Regions from separate parts of the Homo sapiens genome. Here all the other regions are linked to region 1. A link is a contact called in ENCODE Hi-C or POLR2A ChIA-PET data. All regions are on one chromosome and are shown on one strand. The core of a region is the stretch at or near the end of the contact, and the rest is flanking DNA. Distances in the headings are between cores, read along the strand shown.

Region 1 (4,270 bases), core at 874-3,373:
CACTTGGTGGCAGTAAGATATCAAATTACAAATAGGACCTAAGGCCATGCCAGGCAAGGGTTAAGTCATGCACTCCTACACTTAAAGAATAAACTATGTTTAACTTCCACAAGTTTTCTGTTTTTCTCTAGCAGCTAAACAAACACTGGCCTTGAGATAAGCAATAGTAAAACAATCGTAGCTCACCACCAGACACTGACTAACTGACCCTCTGTTCCATAAGCCATAACTACAGCTTTGATTGGACAACAGACTGATTTCAATAACTTTCTCCTGATGAGAACATCACCAACCATGAGGTGGTTCTGGCCAGTTTAAGAGGACTGCTCACTTGAGTGCCTTTGTGTCCTAAAAAAAATTTAGACATAATAGGGCCTAATTGTAATGCAATTAAATGTTAAGTCTCCAGCCCAAAATGAACATGGGTCATATGTTACTGTTTGTTCAATATACATGCATCAGAACTACCTTCATAAATATTCATAGCTCCTCCTATATCCTATAAATTATGTATGTTTAGCCAACTTTTCAGCATAAATCTCCTACCTCAACATCCCTCCTTCAAAGTACCTGCCTCTTTAGGCTTCAGTTGGAGGCACACTCCCAGCTTGTGGGATGGCCCTCCTTTCAGGCTGTAACCCTTTCCTCTCCTTTCTAGATTCATAAATTACGTGTTTTTTTAAGTTAACGTAAGAAAGGATTTATAGGCAATTGAGAAACCAAATTATGCTTCTTAGTGCTAATATACCAAGCCACAAAGCAGTGAGATGCCTAGGACTTACGAGATCGCAAACTAATAATATAGCAAAAGCTGGACTTCTGGAAAGCTAACCATGCCTAAATATTCCAAATAGCAACTCTAATATTCTCATATTCATCTGTACTTTGCACTGCCCTACTTTACTCAGATCACCCATGGGGAGACAAACGTGTGATGACAGCAGTGGGAATAGAATCAAGGCCATTGCCTGTGGCTAGGCCAATTAAAAACTTGCCAAGATAGCCAAGTGTCCAGTTGTATACATTTAGCTTTTCATGTCAGAATTGTATATTTTATCCTGTTGGTATGCTTCTGAAGGAGAGTTCATGTGTTTTGTGTCTTAAATCGAAACTGGATTTGTTGTGGCACTTTAAAATCTGTCGCCAGTGTACATTCCAATTTGAGTCATTGCAACCAAGTTTGCAAAGATTGTTTTAAACAGTTTCAACTGGAAAAGTTTATTATTTGAAATCTTAAAATGAACAAATTAATTCACAAAGGCAGAGACATTTGAATGGTGGGTGAATAATCTTTATTTGGTCTGTACTTTCTGCTTCCAATCTGGGAATTTTTCCAAGAAAACACTGACTGAAATACAGTCAGAATTTATATATGCATTTACATTAGGCTCCAACAATAAGATTCAGCCTTTTTCAAAACTGTCACTTGCATAGCCAATAAACTAGTGTCTCAAAAATCCATTTAATTTTCCATACTTCCCAAAACCATTTCAATGCGATGATCTCTTTTGGCATATCTTCCCAAGAGATTGCTAGTTTTGCTGTGATGGTCCATTTCCAGAATCTGGCAGCAATGCGAGAACCATTAGGAGGCTTTGAAATGTAGACCTTCTAAGTAGGGCAAAGGCAAGGAAGACGACTGCAGAGGGAATGCCAGAAGCATTACCGAGTGGATGAGAGAATGCAGGGAAGGAAAATTTCCACTTCACAAAGACATTTTAAAGAGACGGTGTTTGGGGATGATGATGCCACAGAAAGACTCACAACTCAAAATCTCACAACAGGATTCAGTAGTTTAACAAATTCAACTCCAAATTGTCCCCCAGACAATCACTGCAGACTCCTCCCGGTGGCAATTGCCTGTATCTGAGGATTTTACATCTGTCTTTCGTCACTGTCGGTACTGCCACAAAAACACTCTCATAAAAAGGGAGGCAGAACTGCATCAGGCTCTAAAACAACACTCAGCTCACCCCTCGCGCAACAACCCGGGTCCCTAGGGATGCTTGGGTTGCCACCCGCCGCTCGAAGCTGGAGGGGCCGCCGGAGCCTGCGATTGGCTGCTTCGGGCACATCGTCCCGCCCCGACCTGTAGCTCCTCCCAGGTTTCCGTTGTCAAGGACGCGCCGTCGGTTGTTGTCAAGATGGCGGCTGCAGGGTTGCTGCCGCCCCATCTGCTATTGCCCGGCGAGGTCGCCGCTGCCTCAGCTGCCATCGCCGCTACAGGCACCAGTGCCGCTGCGCGGGAGCTAGGGCTGTCGAGGCCAACCCTTCCGCGCCCGTGACGCGGGGCCTGAGAGACGGAGTGTAGGGAGGGGCCGAGCAGGAGGAGGAGGAAGCCGGAGCTGCCATGAGGGAGGTTCTGGGGGCGAGCAGACAGGCGGCGCTGAAGTGAAGGATGCTGGCGGGGAGGCCCGGAACCCGGAGCGCGGTCGGGGAACTGGGCACTGAATCATCGGACAACCTCGACAGAGCCCCCCTCGGCCCTCGGGAGAGCGGCGGGCATCACCGACCTGGCTCTTACCTGTATCCTTCCCAGCCTGTGGCTGCCAGGGTAGCGATGTTGAAAACGGGGCCCATCTTTTTCCAATTAGATTCCCATTACCTTTGACGCAGGGTGATCAAAACTAGCAAGTCATCTTAGTGCAGATATTTCCTTTAGCAACTGTCGTGTCTCACCTTAGACCTGAAATTATACCATTTTATCTAATTCTGTGGCTGCTTCCCCCCATCACCCTGTTATCCTACTCCCATTCTTCAACTTTGTAAAATTTTTGTGAATTTTAAAACACATCAACTGTGTATTCTGTGGGGATATTTTTATGCCATTATGTTCTTTACTTACATATTAACTACTTCCTGATTTATCGTACTACTTGGAGAGAGAAATTACACAAATAAGTAAAATGTTTTGCTATCCTAAAGAGTCCGTTTTAACAGTTATCCTAACACAGCCCTAAATGCATTTACCAGAGCTGCTAAAGGCTACACAGTTTGGTAAGTTGTTTTGTTTTCCATCTCTGCCCAGTCTGTTGTCAGAGCGACAGAAAAGAGGAAATGAGAAACAGGGGACCTGGACGCTTTACAATCTGGATTAACTCTGACTTTTCTCGAAGAGTTGGTTAAGCCTACCTTTGATGTTGCTGTTGGTTGCATTGTAGAAAATGGAAAGAGGAGAAGTATTTTGTTATCAAAATCTGTAAATCAGGTTTATTCCTTTAGAGACTGTTGTGATGATTAGGATTTAACCTTTGTATTCCCAAAGGACTTGGTTGGCAATGATGGTGTTGTGTAATCATCTTCAGTCTTGTCAGAGATGAGTGTCTTCTCTTTCCAAGTTAACTCTGTTTTCTTATCCCCTTTGTCTCCAATTTCTAGGATGTTCTTTGTACTCTGTTACAATTTTAGCAGCAAGTCAACAATTTGTATTGAGTGCCTGCTCTTTGGCTGACTCTGTTCTAGGTTCTAGGGATACAAATCTAGTGAGGAAGACAAATGTGTATAGAGCTTCACTAAAAGTAAAATATCTCTTCTCCGATCATGCTTTCTGCAATCTTCCATCCCTTCAGTCTTTTCTTTCTTTGGGCAGGTTCTCAAAATGGTAGCTTGCAATAGCTGCTTCTAGTTCCTCTCATCTATTCATTATTAACCCCATTCAGTTTGGCTTTTGCCCTTGCTGCTCCCCAAAATTGCCCTCTTAAAGGTTACTCTGAAATGAACACAATCATTTTCTGTATGGATTTAATTCTGGCCTCTTGACATTATATTTTCTTGGACACAACTGCTATTACACGACCCTGATTTATCTCTAAATCAGAAAATAGGGAAGTATTGTAAATGGCTCATTGAGAGTGTATTTTCTGTTATTTTCATTAATAAAATGGTTGTAGGCCTCATTTTTTAAATTTTATGTGGTATAAATTTTTGATACAAATGCCAAAGAAAATATTCATAAATAGAATCCAGCAATACTTTGAATGAACACAACCAAATAGACTCTATTCCAGAATTAGAATGACATTTCCTATAAAGAAATACAACACTAAAAAAGATCCTTAAAGGCTAAATATATAGTTAAAATTAGGCAAGTTATAAATGAACATTTTAATAGATGACCAATAGACTTTGATAAAATCCAACAATGTGTGTGTGTGTGTGTGTGTGTGTGTGTGTGTGTGTGTGTGTGTGTGCTGGTTTATATATATTTTTGCTAGTTTGCATATGTGTGTATATATATGTTTAGATAATATATATTTAAATTGGAACAGAG
Region 2 (4,270 bases), core at 486-2,985, 6.9 Mb before region 1:
TGAGGCATTATTATTTCTATTATTTATTGTTCTATCTACATATGAAAATTCCTGGTTAGTAGGAATTTCACATTTTAAAATCACAGCAGAATTTTAGTGTTAAACATCCTATTGCATTCTATTCCTATGAAAATAGATAAGTGACATAACTCAAACATACTACTATATCATGACCATGCCATTTAACAGATCTGGTCTTGTTTTGTGAACAATAAAAAAAGAAAGTCTTACTACCTGTATTTTATCTTTGTATGAGAGGGTAGGTCTCTGCTTGAATACTGCTTTGAAAGTTGGCTCAAATCACCTTCTCCTTTTCCCCTTCCACCTCTGGCAGGTTCAAAGGTTGGCCTGGCTGCTGTTGTCATCTTTTATGCTTTGAAGAAAAATATAATCAAGTTATTTCCAACATTACAAACACTCATTTTATAGAGTATTAATCAATATCCATACTGGTAAAATAAGTTCTAAAACTCATTCCCCAAAACCTGCTTAATCTTCTTAAACAAAAGTTTTCAAGAAAACAAATTATGAGGCTTAGGCTGTACAAGGAATATGGCTTCTCAGGCTTGCCTTAGTACAAAAAATTCTGTCATGAAGATCTGAGTTTGCATCCCTATTCTCCTTCTGACTATATGGGCTTGAGCAAGTCACCTGGCTTAACTTTGTCATCTGTGGAATGGAGATATTCCTCATAGATTATAAGAATTATGACACTTGACATGTCAAAACCCTAGTAAAATACAGTACTGCCATGACTGAGTTTTAAAAATTTCCAACTCAACCTTACTCTACCAGACTCTGTAAGGTTTGCATTTTATCTAAACTTCACACAATAGCAAATAGGCTAGTAGAAACAAAAGCTAAAAACAAACAAAAAATATCACTGACAAAGTTACTAAATGTCCCAGAGAAAAGTGTGTTAAACTTCAATGACAGTTACACAGAAAAAAATTCTTAAACAACCGTTTGTTGAGCCAATTTTCTCCTACAACAGGCATCATACTATAAATTAGATCGTTTGTGGGTTATAATTTAAGGCCTGTTCAAAAAAAACAGGAACCTCACCCCCAGAGGATTCTGATGCCAAAAATCAGGGACTCATTCCTCAAGTTACTTTCTGCTTGGAGCAGTCACAAGAATACTGTGCAGCAGATGCAGTCACTAAAACCCTGTTAGTGTCGGAAAAGCAAGTGTGTGGGGAGGGTGGGCGAATTGGGAGGATTTTTTGGGGGGGGGGCGATGCTAATTCTCTCAACTTTCAAAAAGGGTAGAGACATGTATACAAAGAAGAAAACAGGGTTATCTGGCGCTGGGGGCGCCGCCCCTTCCCACACACCCACGGAATTATCACTCCGGCCTCCCGTGAGCTAGTCTTTGGCTATAACCAGAAACTCGCTGCCTCTTCACCCGTGCCCAGCACTGCAGGGGTGCGAAGGGTAGTGAAGGGAGGACCTGGGGTTCGCTTTACGCAGTAGGCGAGCTGCCTGTACGCTGCGATCTCCTCGGCGGGCCCAAGAGCTCCAGACGCGCCTGACAGGCACTCGGTTCCGCCCCTAGCCCGCTGCTCCAGGGCCTCCACCGCCCGCGCTCTGCACTCTGCCGCCGACTCCGACCCCAACTGCCCTTTCCCGTCCCATCGCGATAAGAAAGATAATCTCCTATCCTCTTGCCGCTCACACTGGCCGAGGTCCGATGCAGCAGGCTCCGAAGATCATACAGACGCCATTACCACTCTTGGCTCCCAGAAACCTCTGCGCCCAGAGCTAGCGCCTACGACCCGGAAGCAAAATCCAAGCGCTTCGGGGGCGGAAGCAACGACCAATCCGCAGTGGCCGAAGTGGAAGTCGGCGTAACGGCACTAAGGGGCGGGGCCGAAGCGGCCCAGGGGGCGGGCGTTTGAAATCAGTGCCTTAGAGTAGACCCTAAACCTCATTTTATACCTTCAAGAACCAATTACTTAATGTCTCTTCCGTCTTTTCCGTCCCCGACCCCCTCCCAGACTCCTTCATTCCGGTACTGCGTGGACGGAAAGCCCCGGGTAGCCGACACCACGTCCCCGGCTAGCGGGAGAGAGCGTGGAAAAGGATTACACCAAACTGTTTAAATCCAACGACTCCTGCTTCCATCCTTTCTCCTGAGCTAGAACCAACAAACCTAGAGAGTTGGGCTTCGGAAAAACTAGTGTTTTCATTTAATTGGATATGAAGAAAGAACAAATATGTACGGGGCAACCACGATCTTTACAAAGGTACCATTCCTGCAAAAATATTAACACTTCAAAGCAAAGGTTGTATTCGTAATGTTTGCTAAAATTTCTTATTTAAAAAACGTTAGTTTTAGTGGGAGGGGAGATGTCAGTATTTACGAGAGCGTTTACAATGGTGGGCCCAACTACCAGGAGCACAAGATGTAATTATTAAGATGGCTACTTAAGTGTTAAGTTTTAATAAGACAACGAAAAGTAGAAAACCCGAAAACCAAAAACCTACCAGTCGTCTCTCCTCCCTTCCATAAAAACAAATTCTGAGAATAGAGATCTTGGTTGTTTAGCTCATCTTGGTATCTCATCACATAGACCTTGACGTATAGTAGCTGCTCAATTAATATTTGTTAAACAAATGAAAATTCAACTTCCCCAACTTAGTTTAAAATGTAAGGAACTCACAAAATTGAATATTTAAATGCTTTCTTACCCCTAAATTCTTTGCAACTTTTTAATGAAGAAAGAAAAGCAGAAAAAGCCCTTTCAGTCATAGAGTTCAAGATGAAAATCCTGATTTTTCTTACCGAAGGTATCCCTCCTCCAGTCTTAACAAGTCTCACTAAAAGACGCGATCATCATGCTAGTTACTCAAACCAAAATCCCGGAGTGCCTACTTAAATTCCTTTTCATTCACTCTTCACATACGGTTCATTTACAGGTCTTAACAATTCTACTTTTAAAACTCACCCGCAATTTTATTCTACTGCCACTACCCTTGCCTTTGCCAACACCATCTCCTACCTGGATTGTAATTGCTTCCTATTATATCTTCCTGCGTCATCTTTTATCCTACAGTCAGTGTTGCATATAGCCAAGAGAGTGATCTTTTAAAATTAATAAAATGGTGTTACTATCCTGTGTACAATTTCACTGCACTTAGAATAAAAATCACATTTCTTAATGTGACCTGAGACCCCACGGAGTCTGGTTCCTGCCTACCTTCCAGACTTCACTTCCAATCAGTCACTCGCTTACGCACTAAGCTCTAGACACAGCCAAGTGGGCATTTCTGTTTTATAAAACAGGGCAAGATTCCTTCTATTTTAGGGCCTTTGCACTAGCTTTTCTCTGTTGCCTGTGCCCCAAAGTAACTGTATCACCATCCTTCATGTCTCAGGTATCACAGTGAGGTTTTCCTACCCCCACCCCTCCAACACTTGTGTTTGTACACCATCACATCACCCTGTTTCATTTTTCATACCACTAAACATTACCAGAGTCTATTCTATTCATTTTTTATTTCCATGTCTCTCAGGAGACAGCATGCGAAGGTCATTAAGAGAAAAGGATCTTCAGCCTGCCCATTTTTGTTCTAAATTCCAGTTCTGCCCTTTCCTAGCTCTATAACCTTAGGCAAGTCATTTTCCCTTTCTGTGCTTTCAGTTTCCTCACGTGTAAAATGGGCGTAATTCTAGTCCCTAACTTGTAATACTACTCTAAGGATTAAGTGAATTAATACTTGTAAAGTGCTTAGAACTGTCTCAGCAAATAGTACTTGCTAAATAAATGTTAGCTATTATTATTATTATTAATATTATTTTTATTATTATTGTCTATCTTCCTATATTAGAACATAAGTTCCAGGAAAGCAGGAACCTTGTCTCTCTTGTTCACTGGGTGTATCCTCTGCATATAGAACAGTGCCTGGCACATAATAGGTGCTGAGTAAGTATTTGTTGAATGAATGAATGAATGAATGATGCACTATGAAGTAGAGGAATGACGTAACAATGGCAAGATGGTAACACAATTATAGGAGATACCCACAGTTTTTATGTTCCAACTGTCCTCATTAGCCTGGAGTGAATCACTTCATTGATTTAACTCCCAGCCCACTAACCTAATCTTTTGGTTGCCAGTGGTGATAAATAGCCACCCTATAATTTCATTAACACCAATATACAATATAGTCAATCCACAAAATTAAAAGCTTTTGACTTAAATGAAAGTGCTAATAAGAAAATGAAACTAAAGCTTTTGACTTAAATGGTTTGAAAGTATTAAGAA
Region 3 (4,270 bases), core at 1,196-3,695, 6.1 Mb before region 1:
CATTCTCCTGCCTCAGCCTCTGGAGTAGCTGGGACTACAGGCGCCCACCACCATACCCGGCTCATTTTTTTTTTGTTGTATTTTTAGTAGACATGGGGTTTCACCGTGTTAGCCAGGATGGTCTCCATCTCCTGACCTTGTGATCCGCCCTCCTCGGCCTCCCAAAGTGCTGGGATTACAGGCGTGAGCCACTGTGCCCAGCCAGCAGTACATATTTTTTTAAAAGGTCCAGCTTTATGAAAAATATTAACTGGTAACAATGACATGAAAACATAAGACATACTTACCGTCCCAAATTGCTTCACATTTTGAGCACACTTCTTACAAATTGTGTTAGTTTTGCTGAAAAATAAATTGTATATAGATCATGTTTATGTAGCTTTCTAAAGTAATTAGCACAATGTCAAAATAAAATGAGTCAAAGATTTGTTGTACTTAAAACTTTAATAAGGACCACGGATTTTTTTCAAATATACAAGGATATTTTCAGAGTTGTTTTACCCAAATTAACTTATGACAAATGTTTTTATACATTTTTATTGCATATTACTTTTTGTAAACAAAACATCTTAATGTTTCCTATATAGCTCCAAAATCTTCACACTTGACACTATTACTGCACAGCATTACAATACCAGTGCCTACCTAACCTTCCACTTGGCTACTGTCCAACATTATAATGCCCACACCTATTTATGAAGAAATTATTTGTTCTTTTCTGAGGCTACTTTCTGTATATACTCTCAGAGTGGAACTGTTAAAAATGTTACGTACTACTCCTCTTCTATGTAACAAATTATTAGATTTTCACCTTGGAAGGCAGTTGGTAACACTACAGACCTTTCCTCAGATCCATTAAGGCTTTACCATTTTTTTTTAGTTTAACATAACTGTTTACATTTGCATTTTCATTAGCAAGGCTGTACATTTTCCATGTAGTATTATTCCTTCTCTCATATAAAGTCTAACTGTAAATTAACCACCACTGGTTTTTTTCGCAACATTCTCTCTCCCACCATGTATAAAAGGTTTACAACTTAAAATTTCTGGGGCTAAACCATTTTTTAAAAATACTTTCATAAAAACATGGGATTACAACCCCCAAGTATTCCATAAAGACAACACTTGTCTTTAACAGTCAAAAACTATTCAGTATACAAACCTCTCTTGTTGAAATTCTGATCTGCAGTAAGTACATTTTACAATAGGATGTGCAATCCGACATTCCTGTAATAAGACAATACATTAGTCAGTATCTTTCTGAAAGTCCCAAATCTCACTTTTCTGGTAGAAAACTGTTTACCCAACCTAGTGAAAGTCTAAAACATTTATAAAACCTGGCCCCAACGTAAAGAACTGGATGCTTTATCATATAAGTGGCCAATCACAATATAATTCCTTAGGGAAGGCACAGGTGTCTTTGTCTTTAGTAGACGTGGGGGTATATTACAGACAAATTAAGAAAGCTGTCAGGGCCTATTTCAAGGATTGGTTAAATGTGAAACTACTTATTATTTTGCACCGTTGCTCACAGACAGCATCCAGGCTTTAATGGGATGGGAGGAGCTCCAAATCAGAGCATTCTGTTCCCAAACCAGTCGCTTCGCTTTCCTGGACAGGGAAGAAGGATGCCATCAGCTTTGCGGCTTCGGGTTCCTAGCAAGAAAGTGCAAAAACCGTCCCCTGCCTCCTGGTGGAAGAAGAGGACAGACCAGGCAGAAAACCGAGATGAAAACATCTCCACCCCTGGGTCTCTGCGGCATAGACAGGTGGCTGCCTCACTCAACCCCACTCCTGAGACCCCCAGACGCTGACGGGGCCCGGCACCCTCCTGGGCCGCCTGGAAAAGGGCACGATTCTGCCTCCCTTTCAGGGTCCGTTCCCAGCTAATGTTCAAGCCCCCAGAAAAAGGGGTCCCCGAGTGGGGAGGCGAGGGCTCCAGACTCCCAAACCCCTGAGGCGCCGGCGAAGAGGGGCTGCAGTGCAGCGGCTACCCGGCCCCCTCCGGCTACGGCCGAGGACACCCATCCCGCCCGCCTCCCGGAGCCCACGGACCTTGCAGAGCTGCTGGCCCTGGGAGAGCTCCTCGAAAGGATAACGCTGGGTACACTTGGTGCAGGCGTACAGGGCCGAGGCCGCCATCCTGCTCCTCAGTCTCCTCCTCCGCCGCCGCCCGCTCCGAGGCGGGGCCCTACGGAGAACCCGAGAGCCGCCGCCGCCCGGGCCGCGGGCTCCTCCTCCTCCCCCTCCCCCTGCCTCGCGCCCACCAGGGCCTCGCCGCGAGAGCCCAGGGCCCCGCGGACGACGCCACCGTCTCCCTCCGCCTCCACTTCCGCCCCAGCCCACCCAGTGACGCCGTGCCAGCCGCTCCCGCTTAGGCCCCGATAGCGGCGGAGGGAGACGAAGCGGGTAGGGGGTTGCTGTTTAGCTGTGCGGCCGTGGATCCGCTTCCTTCTCGGCCTCCCTTTCCCATCCCTGATTGGCTGCGAAGGCTATCGCGTCATTCGATGGCTCCTCCCAACTCCCAACTTCCGCGACGCAGGAAGCGCCCACAAAGGGAGGATGTCGCCGGCCAATGACATCCCGGAGCTCTCAGCGCGCGAAATCCGCTTTGAACCTGCCCCGCCCAAAGGTCTGCGGTCGCGGCTATTTCTAACAGCCAGTCCCAGGTTTGGCTGAGAGCGCCCCAATCCAATTGAGCAAATGTTCGCGAAAGGCTCGTTCTCTGCCGCAACTTTTTTTCCCTTGCTTTCTATTGGACTAAATCGTTAAGTCCCTCCTAATCCTATTTGTTATTGGCCAAAAGGTAAATACTTCACCTGGAGAGGCGTCCCCGAGGCAAATTCACGCTCTCTCCGGCGTTTAATCCGAGGGAACTCGTGGAGTGCTTTAACTTCGCCTTCGCTTTTGTTTTATCTCCATTACTCCCTTCAGTTGCCACTGGCGACACCACTACTCGCCCACGCTTCTTACTGGAGGAGGCCCGACCCTCCGTAGAATCCCCGCAGAGCCGGCCTGTAACCCCGGCGTTGTCTGCCCCAGCGGGCCCCGTTACGCGCTACCTTGTGACGTCACCAGGGAAGAGGCGGATTCTCTCCTACTACAGAAAGACGTCTGCTGTTTTGATTGGCTAGGAAAGACGTCCGTTAGGACGTGTTGCCCTTTCTGTGTAAGCTGTGAGCGTAGGCGGCCCTGAGGGGGTGTGTTGCAGGGGTTTCCAAGCCCAGCACCAGCACCCTTGCCCTTTTCCATCAGGGGTTCAGCCTAGGGTCCCCGCTGGTGGGCGGCTCCCGAGTCTTGGAGAAGAGCACGAGAACCTAGACCGCCCCCGAAGTGCGGAGACCCCCTGGGCAGGCTGAAAGATGGCGGCGGCGTCTGTCTCTGCGGCTTCTGGTTCTCACTTGTCGGTAAGAAGCAGTTGGCGCGAGTGGGCCCCACGTCGGCCCTAAGCGCCTCTTTGAGTTTCCTCACGTTTCAGGGCGCTGTCAGTCCAGCTTCTGACGCAATTCTGGAGGTCGGCGGGAATGCCTAGATTGCCCCGCGCTCCCCAAGCTTCCATTCACTGTGGCTGTGTCGAAGCTGCACCCTCTGGCTCCCAGTGAAACTGGGCTGGCCGCCCCTGTTCCCCAGCCCTTATTCACCTTTTGGCGTAGCAACCAACCCCGGTTGCCTAACATTCCCAAGGGCCGGCTGGGATAACTGCCCACTCCCTGGCCTGCAAAAATGTAGCTCTTTTGGTCACGTGGGTTCAGCGGCCCCTCTAGGAAACTCGCCAGATCAGGTGAGGCGCGCCAGTGTGTTTAAGAGACGTTGCAGAATAGTAGTCCGCCGTCTCTCGAGCGCTTACTAGTCGTTGCTTATGCTGTTTCCTATCCCTGCAGTGCCTCCCACTCCCATCCACATTAACTTCGTTGTGTGATGCTCGTAGCCAGAACGCGCGCTTCCTGTCACCTAGAATTACTGGAACTTCAATGTGGAAATGCCCTTTTGGAGAGGCGACAGGGGGAATTGATTTTAAATATTGTTTTCGCCTCATCAAATGTCACCATCCAGTTTAGTTACTGGTATTCACTGGTATTTCTCAAATTGGAGTGTCGAATGCTTAGGTTTTTGAAAACCGCGGCATTGGAAAGCTTTGATAGGAAGTAAATGTTGGAGCTCTTATTTCTCCAGTTAGCAAATGTTCGATGCCTGGTATACTGTTAGGGTCCAAATGAACAGAATAGAAACCCTGCTTTGAAGGAGAAAAACACTGAAGAGAAACTACACG
Region 4 (4,270 bases), core at 971-3,470, 5.7 Mb before region 1:
TCCTCAAATTTGAATGTGCATATGGAGTCCAGACTTGGGCTTTAGAACCTTGTGTATGCATCACCTCTTTTGGGCCCTCCAGTCTTCTGGTCTTTGTTTTTATACATTTTTCTCAGCCTTGATAGCCTGCATCTATTTTACCTTGTGCCACAATCCAGATGAGGCACAGTTTAATGTAATATGTATAGCATCAATGCGTGGTGCACAGATCCACAGCATAGGTACCAACAGAAAGCACCTTTCAAATACAGACTCCCAGCCCCTCCCCAGACCTACTGGGTCAGAATCTGCATTTTAACGAGACCTAGGATTTATTTACACCTTACAGTTTGAGGACCCCAAGTGTATAGAACCCACAAATTCTCCCATTCTGATAGACAGCATAGTTTACTTTCTTACTTTAATAAGCTGCATCACATACCTGCACACTAGAGGAAATTATACAGCAATAAAGCATAATTAGGTTTTGCTCCTAAATGAATTAAATATTAGCTTTTACAAATTGCCTATCAAATCACAGGAGAATCAAAGTACTTTTTTGAGTCCCTAGAAAGAACAGATACACAAAAGTGTACTATAAAAGTGGGATGAAGGCCGGGTGCAGTGGCTCACGCCTGTAATCCCAGCACTTTGGGAGGCCACGGTGGGCGGATCACCTGAGGTCGGGAGTTTGAGATCAGCCTGACCAACATGGAGAAACCTTGTCTCTACTAAAAATACAAAATTAGCCAAGCGTGGTGGTGCATGCCTATAATCCCAGCTACTCAGGAGGCTGAGACAGGAGAATCTCTTGAACCCGGGAGGTGGAGGTTGCGGTGAGCTGAGATTGTGCCATTGCACTCCAGCCTGGGCAACAAGAGTGAGAATCCGTCTCAAAAAAAAATGTGATGAAAAGAGGGGCAGATGCAATGATAATTATTTTGTGAATGTTGGCTACTATGTTAAGTAACTCACATGCATTTTATTTTCACAACTCCACTATGTAGGAAGTAGCATTATCCTCATTTTACAGATGAGAAACCGATAGAGAGAGCTTGAAATCACTTTCTCAAGGCTACATAGTAGGTGAGTGTTAGAGTGGCAGTTTGAACCCAATAGCCCCTGGCTTTAGAGCCGGGCCCCTTAACAACTATTAGCCAGTGTATCTCATAGAGAGAAGCTTTTTACACAGAGGCTACCATATGCACAAATATCACAAGCACAGTATGATTTGGTAAATGATACTGAATTCAAAGACACAAGTTTCACTCATTTTAAAATTGTGACTCAAACAAATGTGAATAGTGCCTAGAGGCTTCCTTGCTACTGAACTGTGGTCCATTTTTTGAACATTCCTGGTGCCCTGAGTAATGTACCTTTAACCTTATTTGAAATTCCCAGTATCTTCAGTGGGTGTCTGAGGGGTCTTTCTTACCTCTGTGAATCAAGTTGTCTCTGCACATTCATTTGGATACTTTCTCCCCATCTTTTTTAGAAGCTAAGTGTGATAGCTAAATGAGATAACATATAAAATGTGGCACATAGCAGATGATTAATAAAAGCCACTGTTATTCCAGATTGCTGGTTTTCTCAGACTTTCAAATTAACTCATTACCTAGATGCCAAAAGAAATATATTTGGTATTTTCTTGACACTTAGTAGGTATTCTAGAAATATTTTATTTTAAACAGATGAATGAATAAACAAAAGAATTGAGGTATAAACGTAGCTTCACTTAAGGAATCACTGCTGATCCTATCCCAGGTTGTCTTGGAAGTAAATGCTTGAACTCCCAGCATCATTTATCCAAAGTGAGTAAGAAGTTTTAAACAGGCCGGGTGCGGTGGCTCACGCCTGTAATGCCAGCACTTTGGGAGGCCGAGGGTGGTGGATCACAAGGTCAGAAGATGGAGACCATCTTGGCCAACATCTCTAGTAAAAATACAAAAATTAGCTGGGCATGGTGGCATGTGACTGGAACCCCAGCTACTCGGGAGGCTGAGGCAGGAGAATCGCTTGAACCAGGGAGGCAGAGGTTGCAGTGAGCCGAGATCGTGCCACTGCACTCCAGCCTGGCGACAGAGTGAAACTCTGTCTCAAAAAAAAAAAAAAAGTTTTAAATAACTGTCGTGTTTAGGAATGTCCACCTATTACTGTTCTTCTCCTCTGCTCTGATATTTTTCACTCCAGTCTATGGACTAAGCACTCCAGAAGAGGTGTCTGCTTCTGACTCCAGCACTGTGCATACTGATTCATTCGGCTGGCATTTGGCCTGGCCTTCATGTGGCAGAGGTATCTTTGGCCTATGGTTAAATGGAGTTGTCCCTCTGATGTTTCTGACTTGGCAATGAAATCTCAGTAACCAGAATCATCACTACAGCACCCTGCTATTTAATCTTTGCTGGAAAGTGATGAAAACAGACCTCACTTGTATGAGAACTCTTAGGTTTAGTGAAAGCAATGTGAGAAGTCGCCAAGTTTGTGCTTTGAAACAAGCACATGTTTGAAACCTTAGGTTTCTTTTTCTTAAGCTTTCCCAAGTTGGAAGCTTATAACACAGACATGAAAGTCTGATTTAAGCAGTTCCTATAACCTTTCTAATTTCAGATTTTAAAACTGCTTTTGCTTGAATAGAAAATGGAAAGCCAACACATCTCTCTCTACCCCCATCCTTCCCTGAATAACCTAGATACTTAAGCAATCCTTCCCTTCCCTGGGGCTGTGACTGTAGAGTATTATTTTATTGACTCATAATTAAGAACTTCTGATGAGAAAACCAGTCAACAGAGAAAAATGGCTTGGGGGTCCCACAAGCAAAGAGAAAGCCTGTATGTCCCTATTATGGCAAGTACAACAGGCAGGAATGAGGAGATCTTACAAAAGAAAATCTTTTTGAAAACGTTAAGTCCTTTAAAAAATGAACTTTATGTCCTTTTTGAGGAAGTCAGTTTTTTTTTTTCCTTTCCCATAATGTAATGAAAACGTGAGTGGTAGTTTGAGCTGCTGTAAGATTCAGGGAGTGTATGAGAGAGTGAAATTGTGTGTGGGAGGGGACTGACAATGGAAAGTTGGTGGTGAACACAGAGTGTGGGCAGAAGGAAAAAAGCACATGTGAAACATCTCTGAAAGGAAGTGTCACAGGAAAAACTTTTGAGGCAGCATTCTATGGGGCTGGTCAGAGCACCACCAAAGCTGCTGTGCATTTGTTCAACATTAAAAAAAAAATTCTGCTAAACAAATAAGCAAAAGATTTCAAATGTCCAAAGAGCCACTGAGGAGAAACCATTACTCTTTTAACTGAACAAATATTCCTGGAATTCAGTCACATCTTATTAGTAAAGAGAAGCTTCTAGCTCAATGCTAGAAACTGTTTTGTTTTTTTTTTTCTATATCTGGTTCCACTCATGGAAATGACCACCTCTGCACCCATTATTCACCGGCCATATCTAGTTTAATACAAGAGGTGATTTGCCTCTTGGTGCCTTGAGGTATGATTTGATGAGAGTTTGGTAATGCATATAAAATGGATTTCCATTATCCAATTATAGCCAATAGGACCTAATCTGACTTCTCTGAACAATTTTTTAAACAAGTAGCCATTTTGTATGGCACAAGTTTCGTGCTTATAATTTACTTCCTAGGAAATCTTTATGTATTAATGTAGTGTTTTTACATACCAATAGTTACTCCTAGAAGAGAATAGACTTTTAAGACTCATTTAAAGTGGATGCTTTGAATTCTCCATTTGAAATACCTGAAATAAGCTTAAACACTATTGCGGGATAGACTAGAAAGAAAAGTAGTCTCTTACCACTATGACTAATTTCAGGTAACTGAAAATCTACAGCTTTGAAACTGCAGCACTACTAGTTAATTTGCAACAGCAAATCTGTTTTTCTTCTGACAGATTTACTCATTCATGTCATGTTTCATTATATTCATTCTGTGGACATACAACATAAGCTATTAGAATGTGAAATCTACTTGCTACTTTGTTTGTTGGGCATTTTGTTTTGGTTGTTTAGATCTGATTGTAGGTGTCCTTGCTGAAATATTCAGGAACATCTGTGGGAAGCTAATTCTTCATTCAGAAAAGAATCCATCACAAGAGGAAATAGCTTTAAAAACTGGAACTGGGATACTTATATTTTTATTCAGTTGGCTTAATTTATTATTCTAAAATATTGAAGAGGACTAAAAGAATTTTTCTTCTAAAGTTCAGAGCCAAAGAATCTAGGATTGTATATGGCTGAAGTTAAAAGTAGGTGTCACTAGATGACACAAAGATAAA
Region 5 (4,270 bases), core at 1-2,500, 5.5 Mb before region 1:
ATTATTTGAAATTCTACCAGGAGGGATCCATTCTTGGGTGTAAAACATCACTCCTCTTCGATGTTTTCTTTTATATGGCAGTTTGGAGAGCAAAGATTAATAAGCCGAAAAATAATTATTGAATATCTACCAAAATGCAAGCACCTGCTAGGAACTGTGCTGCCACCATTTCAAATAAACATGGTCTCTGCTCCCAAGGAGCTCACAATCTGATGAAATTACTAGGGACACCAAAAACAAGCCAGCATAATACACGATTTGAGGGCTACAGTGTATGATTAAGATCAAGTTCTTATCACACTGCTATGAATAAATTTATCATAGTTCTTCTATTGGCAGGAAAACAAGACAGAACATGACAGAAATAGGATATAAGAAAATAAACATAAAGAGAGGAAAGCCTATTTCCCCCACTTAGAATCACAGTCCAACAGTCCACAATTTCGCAAAGTGGATCCTGCCAGCATGGTATCCGGGATAACTATATTATTCATTAAAATCCGTTAACAATGAAGGTTAATGCAGCAGGAATGAGTGGTAGACAGTGGAATAGATCCTCTCAGGAATTAACACCCGGAAGGGTGACTTTCATGATTACAAACCTCTTTGGCGGGACGCAGGAACCCAGCGCCCGCTAGCCCACTAGTCCGTCACTCTGCCTCCAGGAGGGAGGGGCACAGTAGCTAGGAAACCGGACCCTCAGGCCAAGCTTCGCGATGACGCGCGCAGGACGACGGAAACCCCCAGACCCCAAAAGAGCTCTGCACCGAGAAAACAATTACAAGGGTCTGGAAAGGCCAGAAACCCGAGAAATCACCAACCGAGCTCCCTACATCAGTTCCAAGCACCTCCCCAAGGCGGAAATAACGGGCACCGCGCCCACTGCAGCTCAGCTGAGGAGGGTTAGAGGCGCAAAGGGCTGAGGGGCGTTCTCCGGCCCACCCAAAGAGCGCCCGCGGGAATTTTTCTCTTAGTCCGCGAGGAGGCACGGCTTCCCCCGCCCCTCTCATAAACCATTAGCACCGGGAGCGCGAGCGAGTCCCAGCCGGGAGACAGCCCCGCACCGCCCTCGCGCTCTCACCTTTCAAAGCGCCTCCACCTCTGCCTCCGCCTCCGCCCCTGCCCCGGCAACCAGCTCAGGACAAGCGATGCTCCTCCCCCCCTTCCGGGGACCAAGGGAAGTCCCGCCTCTGGGTGGGGCGAGGGGTGGGGCCAGGCGGCGGGAGGGATCATCTTCCGGGAGCGTGGCTAGGGGCGGAGCGACTGCCGCGCGATAGTCAGGGAGCTGTGCGGGTCCTGGTTGCAAGAGAGGTGGGGAGAGGGGCCTGGCGGGTTTTGAGGGACTGGGAGGACTGTCCCGGCTAAAGCTGGCGCGGGAAACTGGGGCTGCGCGGCGGGAGGGCCCTGCTGCTGGGGAAGGAATCTAATATATCCGTTCCCCTGAGGAAGGGTGCCAGTCCTTGACTCCTAGGCTCTTCGGCTCTCTGTCGTAACTTTGGGGTGTGGCAGGGGTTAGTGACGCGCGGTTACCCGGGATCTGGACGTGCAGGAGGTTCGTGGCCACAATGGGGGTATAGTCTTTCTCACGGCTGCTGGGGTAATAAAACACATGCTTTTAATCCGGATTATCCGCGGTGACATGGGGCCTCCGCTACTGCCCGTATAAGTTAAAGAAAGGCCTGTTCTCTCAAACTTCCTCCTCTTTCACCTTCTTCTGCAGTCTATTTGCCAGCCAACCCCAGCCCGGGAGGGGATCAGGGCCACCAGGTTGCTGGTAAGGATGAAAGACTGAGTGTGTTAAGACTGTTGAAGTGAGCCTGTGTAAGAGAAGGAAGGATTTTGTGGATTGCTACATTGTGAGTGTGGGGTGAGTCCCAGAACCTCGCTATGTCAGGGAAACGGAAGCGTGTGGTGTTGACTATTAAAGATAAGCTTGATATAATAAAGAAACTTGAAGACGGAGGTTCTTCCAAACAACTGGCAGTGATTTATGGAATTGGTGAAACAACAGTTCGGGATATAAGAAAAAATAAGGAAAAGATTATAACTTATGCAAGCAGTTCTGATTCCACAAGTCTTTTGGCCAAGAGGAAATCTATGAAGCCATCCATGTATGAGGAATTGGACAGGGCAATGCTGGAATGGTTCAACCAGCAAAGAGCAAAAGGGAATCCCATATCTGGACCAATTTGTGCAAAAAGGGCAGAGTTCTTCTTTTATGCTTTGGGAATGGATGGTGATTTTAACCCCTCTGCCGGTTGGCTAACTCGTTTTAAGCAGCGGCACAGCATTAGAGAGATTAACATTAGAAATGAAAGATTAAATGGAGATGAGACTGCGGTGGAAGATTTTTGTAATAACTTTCGAGATTTTATTGAACGAGAGAATTTACAGCCTGAACAAATCTACAATGCAGATGAAACTGGACTCTTTTGGAAGTGCTTGCCTTCTAGGATTTCAGTAATCAAAGGTAAATGCACTGTCCCTGGGCACAAATCAATTGAAGAAAGAGTCACAATCATGTGTTGTGCCAATGCAACAGGTTTACACAAACTTAAACTTTGTGTTGTGGGGAAAGCAAAGAAACCTCGCTCCTTTAAATCAACTGACACCTTAAACCTGCCAGTCTCTTATTTCAGCCAAAAAGGTGCATGGATGGATCTTTCCATTTTCCGACAATGGTTTGATAAAATTTTTGTGCCGCAAGTTCGAGAGTATTTAAGATCTAAAGGCTTGCAGGAAAAGGCTGTGCTCTTGTTGGATAATTCACCAACACATCCAAATGAAAATGTCCTAAGGTCAGATGATGGCCAAATATTTGCTAAATATTTACCACCTAATGTGGCCTCATTGATTCAGCCTTCAGATCAGGGAGTCATAGCAACGATGAAGAGAAATTATCGTGCAGGTCTTCTCCAGAACAACTTGGAAGAAGGTAATGACCTGAAATCATTCTGGAAGAAGCTAACTCTGTTGGATGCACTTTATGAAATAGCAATGGCATGGAACTTAGTAAAACCAGTTACCATTAGCAGAGCATGGAAGAAGATTCTCCCTATGGTAGAGGAGAAAGAGAGCCTGGACTTTGATGTTGAAGATATTTCTGTGGCTACTGTGGCTGCCATTTTACAACACACCAAAGGATTGGAAAATGTGACTACTGAGAACCTTGAAAAATGGCTTGAAGTAGACAGTACTGAACCAGGCTATGAAGTGTTAACTGATAGCGAAATCATCAGAAGAGCACAAGGCCAGGCAGATGAATCCAGTGAAAATGAGGAGGAGGAAATAGAACTAATTCCAGAGAAACATATTAATCATGCAGCTGCCCTCCAGTGGACTGAAAATTTATTGGATTATCTAGAACAACAAGGTGATATGATTCTACCTGATAGACTGGTAATACGTAAACTTCGAGCCACCATCAGAAATAAACAGAAGATGACAAAGTCAAGTCAATAATGTCATTTCAATTTTATTGTTCTGCTCATTGTGTTTGTGACAAACTCTTTGCAATATGGCTTAATTTTCTTTGTGTTCTGAATTCTCAGACTTGGTCCTGTGAAATACAGGCACAAAATGTATCTGAAGTGGTTTGAGGATTATGTGTTTTCATCATCTGTGTCTTTTGTCCTTTTATTTGTACAGATAATCAGAAGATGATACTGAATAGATATAAATTACATGTACACATGTATTCACTTTTTAGAATCTGCAATTATACCTTCTGTAACAGTGGCATTCCCTTAATTTTCTAGTGAAAGTTAGAGATAACTGAACAGACTGAAGCACTTTTCTGAAATCTTTTGCTTGATTTATGAAGGCTGCCATAGTTATCTTTTCTTGTGTTAACCATCTTAAATGATGTTTTGTATATTTTAATAGACTGATAGGATGAGAAAGATTTATATTATTAGATTTCAGGATGATTTATAATAATTCAAAAATGAAATTCAATAATGGGGAAATAATTATGAATTATAGAAATTATGCCTTCATTCTCTTACATTTGTGTGGGTTGCAAGAGGGGGAGATTATTCTGGAAATGAAGTAAATATGGGAAGTTATTGCCAAATGAGAGAGAAACTATGGGAAAGCTGATCTATAAAGAGGCATTCTGATCAATTCATTTGTAGGAAACTGGGAAATAAAAACCTGGGGAACTTTAGGTTATTTATACAAAGGGAATAAATAGGCTGATTTTAATTTGGTAAGTTGATCTTTTTATTATGAATTTGGTAATAGTATAGGTTTATTATTTATTCATCTA

The links. Hi-C counts contacts between places; a loop is a spot of excess contacts on that map. ChIA-PET counts read pairs that join two places held with the same protein, here RNA polymerase II (POLR2A). Pooled maps may share reads with other maps.
Region 2: a map of CD8-positive, alpha-beta T cell shows a loop between it and region 1 (7-fold over the local background). The contact joins the promoter of CWC15 here to the promoter of CEP126 in region 1. A Hi-C loop is called at or near these places in 2 of 168 maps with a recorded cell type or tissue (CD8-positive, alpha-beta T cell and naive thymus-derived CD4-positive, alpha-beta T cell) and 9 of 50 pooled maps.
Region 3: a loop to region 1 is called in a map of endothelial cell of umbilical vein, with 23 times the contacts of the local background. The contact joins the promoter of FAM76B here to the promoter of CEP126 in region 1. A Hi-C loop is called at or near these places in 2 of 168 maps with a recorded cell type or tissue (CD8-positive, alpha-beta T cell and endothelial cell of umbilical vein) and 6 of 50 pooled maps.
Region 4: a loop to region 1 is called in a map of B cell, with 18 times the contacts of the local background. The contact joins the enhancer-like site here to the promoter of CEP126 in region 1. A Hi-C loop is called at or near these places in 1 of 168 maps with a recorded cell type or tissue (B cell). POLR2A ChIA-PET finds 5 or more read pairs at or near these places in 1 of 52 experiments (T-cell).
Region 5: a loop to region 1 is called in a map of CD8-positive, alpha-beta T cell, with 7 times the contacts of the local background. The contact joins the promoter of JRKL here to the promoter of CEP126 in region 1. A Hi-C loop is called at or near these places in 1 of 168 maps with a recorded cell type or tissue (CD8-positive, alpha-beta T cell) and 4 of 50 pooled maps. POLR2A ChIA-PET finds 5 or more read pairs at or near these places in 1 of 52 experiments (OCI-LY7).

What each region holds. Positions count from the first base shown.
Region 1 is chr11:101,912,887-101,917,156 of GRCh38, forward strand. It overlaps CEP126 (centrosomal protein 126), which reads left to right and starts at 2,124. Exons shown (of 11, transcript NM_020802.4): 1 at 2,124-2,526. The coding sequence starts at 2,399. ANGPTL5 (angiopoietin like 5) reads right to left here and starts at 3,636. Exons shown (of 9, transcript NM_178127.5): 1 at 3,133-3,636. RefSeq lists an enhancer at 2,043-2,142.
Region 2 is chr11:94,971,821-94,976,090 of GRCh38, forward strand. CWC15 (CWC15 spliceosome associated protein) reads right to left here and starts at 1,736. Exons shown (of 7, transcript NM_016403.4): 1 at 1,678-1,736; 2 at 235-373. The coding sequence starts at 365. KDM4D (lysine demethylase 4D) reads left to right here and starts at 1,889. Exons shown (of 3, transcript NM_018039.3): 1 at 1,889-2,248; 2 at 3,834-3,928. RefSeq lists enhancers at 1,013-1,788, 1,503-1,672, 1,993-2,142.
Region 3 is chr11:95,787,337-95,791,606 of GRCh38, forward strand. It overlaps FAM76B (family with sequence similarity 76 member B), which reads right to left and starts at 2,446. Exons shown (of 10, transcript NM_144664.5): 1 at 2,056-2,446; 2 at 1,163-1,227; 3 at 288-342. The coding sequence starts at 2,142. CEP57 (centrosomal protein 57) reads left to right here and starts at 3,162. Exons shown (of 11, transcript NM_014679.5): 1 at 3,162-3,407. The coding sequence starts at 3,363. RefSeq lists a silencer at 2,054-2,473 and enhancers at 2,974-3,443, 3,407-4,070.
Region 4 is chr11:96,185,716-96,189,985 of GRCh38, forward strand. All of the region lies in intron 1 of MAML2 (mastermind like transcriptional coactivator 2), which reads right to left. Among named protein-coding and RNA genes, the nearest start is that of MIR1260B, 150 kb to the right of the region's middle. RefSeq lists an enhancer at 2,145-2,204. Within about 2 kb of position 2,221, at least 12 of the 41 ENCODE cell types and tissues checked have a DNase peak (open chromatin) inside an H3K27ac peak, as active enhancers do.
Region 5 is chr11:96,388,763-96,393,032 of GRCh38, forward strand. It overlaps JRKL (JRK like), which reads left to right and starts at 1,251. Exons shown (of 2, transcript NM_001261833.2): 1 at 1,251-1,311; 2 at 1,721-4,270. The coding sequence starts at 1,888. The coding sequence ends at 3,462. CCDC82 (coiled-coil domain containing 82) reads right to left here and starts at 1,150. Exons shown (of 10, transcript NM_024725.4): 1 at 1,082-1,150. RefSeq lists a silencer at 1,064-1,323.